Regions from separate parts of the Mus musculus genome. Here region 1 is linked to region 2. A link is a contact called in ENCODE Hi-C or POLR2A ChIA-PET data. All regions are on one chromosome and are shown on one strand. The core of a region is the stretch at or near the end of the contact, and the rest is flanking DNA. Distances in the headings are between cores, read along the strand shown. Region 1 holds the start of E030011O05Rik (RIKEN cDNA E030011O05 gene). Region 2 holds the start of Zbtb38 (zinc finger and BTB domain containing 38).

The links. A loop is a pair of places that touch in the nucleus more often than their neighbours do. ChIA-PET counts read pairs that join two places held with the same protein, here RNA polymerase II (POLR2A).
Region 1: a map of heart shows a loop between it and region 2 (5-fold over the local background). The contact joins the promoter of E030011O05Rik here to the promoter of Zbtb38 in region 2. A Hi-C loop is called at or near these places in 10 of 37 maps with a recorded cell type or tissue (CH12.LX, adrenal gland, heart and 2 more). POLR2A ChIA-PET finds 5 or more read pairs at or near these places in 4 of 5 experiments (Patski and embryonic stem cell).

Annotation. Positions count from the first base shown.
Region 1 is chr9:96,750,882-96,754,284 of GRCm38, reverse strand. E030011O05Rik (RIKEN cDNA E030011O05 gene) reads left to right here and starts at 1,454. Exons shown (of 4, transcript NR_015511.2): 1 at 1,454-1,900; 2 at 2,902-2,983.
Region 2 is chr9:96,718,149-96,721,777 of GRCm38, reverse strand. Zbtb38 (zinc finger and BTB domain containing 38) reads left to right here and starts at 1,928. Exons shown (of 3, transcript NM_001359959.1): 1 at 1,928-1,992; 2 at 3,469-3,568.

The sequences.
Region 1 (3,403 bases), core at 205-2,704, 33 kb before region 2:
CTTGAAATGAGGCATTGGAGAGTCATGGAAAAGTACAAGACAGAATCACAAGCCACCACCGTGGAGAAGGTGCCAAGGAGCCCATCCTGATGGGGACCCAAGTCTTGAGCAGACTTTCTTCCTGACACCCCTGCCTTGGCACTTAGAGCACAGCAGGGGCTCTCAATGTGATCTAGCCTCATCACTATTCCCAGTGGGACAGAGATAGCCTAAGAACGGTGCTGCTTCTGTTAGGCTGAGGCCCCTTCTTGTCCTCAGAAAACACATTTGCTTCACCTCCTCATGTGGGCCTTCCAGTTCTCCAGAACATTCCTGTGTCCTTTCCCCCTTAGCTTTCCAACCTGCCCAGGCCCAGCCCTTTAATCTCACTGCTGCACGTGGAGTTCAGGAAGACAACGGCGAGGTGGCCATGGCTTCCTCTGAGGTGCTCTGCCTGCCGTAGCTCTCCCACCACACTCCAGAGCTTCGGCCACTGGGCTTCCCTTGCTTTGTCTGGCTCCAGTTTCTCAGGACAGACCGGTCGCTTGTCAAGCCTGTGGTATTGGCCCATCAAGAGCACAGGAGGCCTACCTCACCTAGATAGAACATACCTGATGGGTCTGCAGTGTTCCTGTAGGGTTGGCCAGGTTTCAAGACCTTTATTCTTGTCTTTCCTCCCCTGGGAGGCGCATCAGTCGGCAGCCCTTCATTCACGCCAGCCTCTCAACTTGGAAGCTAAAAGAGGATTTGAGGTCTGACAACCCAGGCTCTGCCACTGATTAGCTGTGAGACTTAAGAGACGAATCTGAGAACCCGTTTCCTCATCTATAGATGTAGGAAGCACAGCTTTGTCACAAAAAGTGAAATACTGACATAAAGTATTTACCGTGGAGACTTAAACATTCACAGTAAGTTTTCAGTATATGCCCTCCACATTTATTTTAAAGTTTTCATTCAACCACTCACTCACTCACTCACTCACTCACTCACTCACTCACTCATTCATTCATTCATTCATTCATAGTGTACTTAGTAAGCTTCATGCCAGGTACTGGGGTATGACTAGGTCTTCCAAGACAAAAGCCACTGAGACCCAGGCTGAAGAGAGCAGAGAGCTGAGGCCTGCTTCCACAGCACATGGAGAAGCAAACACGCCCCAAGCACTGGGGGCTGCCCAGGGACAGTGACAGTGAGTCCATCTTTCCTCGTCTTTAAATACCATTAAGACTCTGCTAAGGTGAGAGCTACAAGAAGGAAGATACGTGATAGGGGAAGTGAGAGGGTCCTGGGGGAACCCCTGTTCTTCCAGGCTTCTCGGTTACAGAGAGTGGTCTCACCCTGGCTGTACAGGAGGGCGATGCCCTTCAGGGAGGCCTTGTTGAATCTGTCTGGGACTGTTCCGGAAGGAGGAAGGGAGGCGGGTGGGGCGGGGAGACAGCTGGAATGTTCTGGCCTGCTGTTCAGCGCAGCCAGCCTGCAAGAGAGGAGGGCCTCTGGACATCAAAGGTTCCTTTTGTCCCTTTCCGAGTGGCAGGGCAGCCGGGCCACTGGCTATGACTCAGGCCTGGCCCTGACGTCACCCACGGCTTGCCACTGGCCTCGGTTTGCAGCCAGGAACCTGGCCAGGGAGTGGTTCTCATAGCGGCAGCAAATCTCAAAACCGGGAGCTCACTGCTGTGCTCTCCCCATCTCCCCACAACCCATCTTAACCTTTTTTCTTCTTCTTTTTAAGCCGTAAGGCGGCCTTTTCTTATAGATCAACTTTCCAAATCTAAGCAGTCAGAATGAGTGACGTCATGAGAAAATTATGTGGAGCACATCTCAACCAGGAGTTGAGGAATCCAGAGGACGAATGCGGTTGGTAACTCCTGAGCCCAGGGAGTTGGCAGAGTGTGGGCTTCCAAGGAGCCAGCACCTCCGAGTAAGTGAAGGCCCACCCTTAGCCCCTCAGTCATGGCCCAGCATTATGGGCGCCATCTTGCTCCTGAGAGCTGGGCCTGGCAGGCCGAGACCCAGAGAGGGTGTGGGGACAGCCTTTGGGACTCTTTCTAAATACAGCCTCAGAGGGGCCTGCTCTCTCTCTCTTCCCCACAGAGCCAAACAAGAGTGCAGAAGCAAAAGCTACTCAGGGGGAACACCAGGGACCAGGCTCCTCGTTTTCTCTCCCAACCTGAGCCCTGCTTCAAGAAGGCCAAAATGTTTGTTTGGGGGTCTGGACTGCTTGCTTCATGGATCTTCTATGGGGTGATGAGACTTAAAAGCAAGCCCCATTCTAGGCAAACATATGCTGCCAAATAGTACTTTCCCACTTTGGGGGCCTGGGGGAAGAATGGCAAGCCTGTTAGGAAGGGTCCTCAGTCTGCCATGGGAGCTTGTTCACCACTCAGGCTGATGCACCTTCATCGTCTCAGGGCTGTCCTGGTTAGGGTTCTTTGTTTCCTCTTAACGCTGCCGCGGGGAGGTTAAGCGCAAAGGTGAAACGTAGGTTGTCTGTTTTAGTTTTGTCTAAAACCTCCTAGGTCTAGGCAAAACCTGTCATTTATATGTTCTAGAAGTTTCTACTCAGGAAATTTCAGTTTCTGTGAAAAGCATTTTATGCACATGCATGAGAACTGCGGAGCAGACAGGCATAGATATAGATTTCCCTCTGTTCTTCTGGCTTCTCAAGTCACCTCCCGAGTGAGCGTCTATTTTCTGTGTGTTCTTCATTAATGTATGAAGAACAGCACACTGTCTGTTCTTCATACATTAATGTGGTTTCGGGCACTATAAAAAATGGACCTTACTTTAAGGCAATGCAGAAGTTTGTCATTTAATGGAAACACAAATTCATTGTGAACAAACTCCCTGTGTGATTAACTATCGCACTTTAATATATGGTTTGTAGGTCTTGTGTTTTACTTTTTAAATATAATTTTACAGACCGAGCTGTCTTGAATTGAGGCCATGACGTCCTACTGTTCCTGTGGCTGAAAGAGCTGAGTGCTGTGTGACAAATACTTTGGTGAGTCGTATATTTAAGTCTCTAATTCTACTTTTTTTTTAAAGTTTTAGAATAATAAAGAAAAGGGTGGTACAGGGCCCAGATACTTCTGCACACAAAGGCAACAGTTGTGTCAAAGAGGACAAATGTCCTGACAGGCTTATTGCTATTATAGAACCCAAATATAGATTGGCTCAAACACAATAGTGTTTACCTCTTGGTCATGCGACAATGCAGGTTAGTTGGGGGTAACTGTTTTTCATTCATTCATTCAGATTCAAGGCTGGGGGGTATAGTTCAGTGTGAGACTCCTTGCCCAATGTGTCCAAGTCCCTGGTTTGATCCTCAACAAACACTAACCGAAACAAGAAAATCAAAGTTTGAAGGAGGCTGCGCGTGGTTTTCAAAAGTCACGGGTCTATCTTTGCTTTCCTCTGTAGG
Region 2 (3,629 bases), core at 679-3,178:
ATTACAAAGAAAACATCACATGTAGTAATTTCAGAACATTGTAAAGGAAACTTTACAGAAAAGAGCGTACTTATGATAAGATGGGATGTTTCCGGAAATTTCCAAATAGTTCCCCCACACTCAGAAGGATGATTGAGAGTCTGGTTATGAGGAAGGATGGAAATTTTTGAACGACTGGCTTATTACATAAGCTTCAAGCCATTGCTGTGATAGTTCAGTTCTTAAAACAATGTGAGGAAATATGCTTGCTTCTGGAGAAATATTTGGCTCCCATGAGAAAAAATTGCAAGTGTTTGTGATGGCCCGCTAGAGGTAAGGAGCCATCCACACACTGACTCTTAAAGCCAGAGCCAAGTTTCACTACTCACACACCGTTGACAGGATCTGATCAAGACACTTCCCCGAACACCCTGGAGTCAGACTTAGGTCATAGGTCCCAAGTGACCCTAGCAGATCACCAATGTAAAACCACTATAAACAACAGAAGCCCTAACTCAGAATAGTTAACCTTCAATGCTCAGACGTGTCTGAAGTTAGAGAGCACTTACAATGCTAGGTGCTATTGTAAATGATCCACGTGTATTATTTAATTCAATTTAAAAAAATCACCTAGGAGGTAGACATTAATACTAAAACATATTGCATGTTAGGTACCAAAGCTGAAGGTCAGAGAAGTGGCCGTACATAGCAACAAACCTAGGCTGTCAACACAGGCCTGCTGAATCCAGAAGGCCAACCAACCTTGCCCGCTACCTCCCACCGGTCCCAGGGAATCAGCCACAGCCATACAGCTTACAGACTTCCCAGTCTTTGTGCACCAGTTTTCCCGAATTTTAAAATCATCTTCAGAGTTTCTAAAAGCCTCAATGGAAACACAAACAGGCAATTAGACCACGAGTTTCTTCAGTTTTGTTTTTTAAGGCTGGTATCTACCATTGCCAACAAGTTAGATCAGGTCTTGTGGAAGTTCTCATTGGCAGTTATGTAGACAAAAACATTCAAGCTCCCTTTTTTTTTAAGGGGAAGATGAATCATTACTTAATACATGCAGTTTAGTGGAGTTAATCTGTGAACACTGGCCTATGGAGCGAGAGAATAAAAGGGTGTTTGGCATCGAGAAGGTCGGGAACTGCTCGTTACATGTGTATGCACGTTGCCCAACCTGTCAGCCTTCACAACTCTGCATTTTTTTAAGTGACACCATTCTTCCTGCATCGTTTATGGGGCTTTACTTTGCATATAGTATTAAAAATCTACTCAGCTCACCAAAATGATCATATTCTTAATGTTTGGTCAAGGAACTGGGGTGCATAAATGGCAAGTACTGTATTCCAGGAAAATACCCTTTTTCAAAACCTTAAGGTTTTGCCAGGGAGCGAGTCGTTTTCCAAAGGACACACACACACACACACACACACACACACACACACAAAATCAAAAACTAAAAACAAACAAAAAATACTAAAGACTCAATGCTGGATGGTTCAAAACAAACACCTGCACTTAGGTGTGCGTGGGGCAGTAGGTGCCACACTGCGAATCTGTGTGGGAAGGATGTCAGCGGGCAGTCGGTGGCTTTTATTTTTTTCATTGCATGAAACAGTTCTTATACCATGGTGGGAAATAATCCAGGCGTCCCCTGACAGCCATGAGAAAGCACAGGTGACACCCTGTTCTCAGAATTTGGTGCGGGTTAAAACTGCATAGGGTGCCCGGGGCCTGCTCGGTGGCTGCGCAGCATCTGTGCGAGCCTGGCTCTGCCGCAGTGGCGCCGGGGGGTGCGGGAGCCTCGCGGCCTGCAGCGTCCCGGAAGCCCTGCGCGTCGGCGCCCGAGGTCGAGCGACCGTCCGGCCTGCACTGCACCAGGGGCAGACCGGGGCGTCCGGGCCCAGCCGCCGGCGTCCATTTTCTGGGCGGCGCTGCGGCCGGACTCGCAGGTCCGGAAGCGCCATGGACCCCGCGGGAAGCGCGCGGGCGGCGGAGCGGAGCCCCGTAAGTGCGCGGGGTCCGCGCGACTCCGGGGCGTGGAGGTGGGGAGGCGGGAGCCGGTGGGCAGCGCTCGCGCCGGGCTGCAGCGGACGCGGAGCGGAGCGGAGCCTACGGAGCAGCCAGCGTCCGCAGGTGCCCGCGTCCCGCCCCACCAGGCTCGGCTGCAGGGGGGCAGCGGGGAGTGACGCGCACCTGGGGCTCGGGACTGTCGCGCCTCCCCTCCGGTGAAGCGCAAACCCGGGCTGCTTCCTGACCCTACCCGTTCGCGATGAGATCCTAGTGCGACACCAAGCCCCTGGAATTGAACCGGATGTTCAAAGGCAGGGCCCTGCCTCCAGGGGTTGCAGCCTTGGCCTCCTGCTCCTGCTTGCTGCAGCCGTCTGTCCGTTGGGACAATTCAACAGTCAGCCTTTAGACACCTCTTTGCAGGTTAGCTGATAAATAACCTGAGATTTTAATCTGTCTGCGCTTCCACTTTATAACTCCTGCTTTGCGGTGGGTAAGTGCCTGGTTCCCATTCTGGATATTGGGCCTGATTGGAAAACCCTTGTAATGATCGGTTCTAAATGATAACCGTTTATGTTGCGTATGCATATTTGAAAGGTTAAAGGGCATTCACCTAATTGGGAAGCTCAAGTGCTTGCTCTGGTTCGCGTGGCTGGAAAGACTCGTTTTGTTGTGGTTTCAGAGAAACTTATAGCGTCTTACAGTAGCTAAGATCAAAGAGCAGAGTTTGTGTTTTGTGACAGGGTCTGGTTAAGGAGCCTAGAATGGTTAATAGGTTAGCCCAAGCTGGTTTCGAACTTGCCACTTGCAGCGGTTGACTGACTGCTAGGATGATAGGCCTTCTACCAGTGTTTTTCCAGGACCAAACACGCATTAGAATTCCTTTGATGGGTCATTGCTGAAAATTTTGAAAAGATTAGAATATATAGTGCGAAAAGACTAGAAAAAGTAACCGTTGCACACAGTACAGATAAGCATAGTTTAATGAAGCCTTTGGCTTATATAACATCATTTGTAATAAAATGGGTCACTGTCAAAAAAGCCTTTAAGACTCCAATTTAGCGTTCTGTGGTGGGGATTTTGCACCCAAATCAGACTGGGTTTGTGCTGATGTTAACCTGGGTTTGAATCCCGACACTCACCCAGGGTGACCTCCAGAAACAGGTTCACGGCACTGTTTGCAGCTGTAAAATGGGGAACTGTTCCCTACAGCTGAGGGGTGTTACGGAGATTTACCCATCCGCTGAGAGCACTTGGTGGAGTTCCCGATGTCCTAAAGGCACCTCACATATACTAACGGCAATGACTTTTGTGGCTGAAATCCTGAATCCTAGACACTCGTCCTGAATCCTAGACACTAGTCCTGAATCCTAGACACTAGTCCTGAATCCTAGACACTAGTCCTGAGTCCTAGACACTAGTCCTGAATCCTAGACACTAGTCCTGAATCCCTGCACTTTCATCTTCTCTTAGATCTTGATATGGAAGACATGGCGGGCTCAGAACCAAGGATTTCCGAGTGATTTCTGCCAAAGCACAGAAGCTAACTCCGTCAAGGCTGGCGTGTTCTGAGGTAACTGAGGTCTATGTCTTTCCTTAGTCAGCATGAAATAAGAAATGGCAGTTTCTAAAAG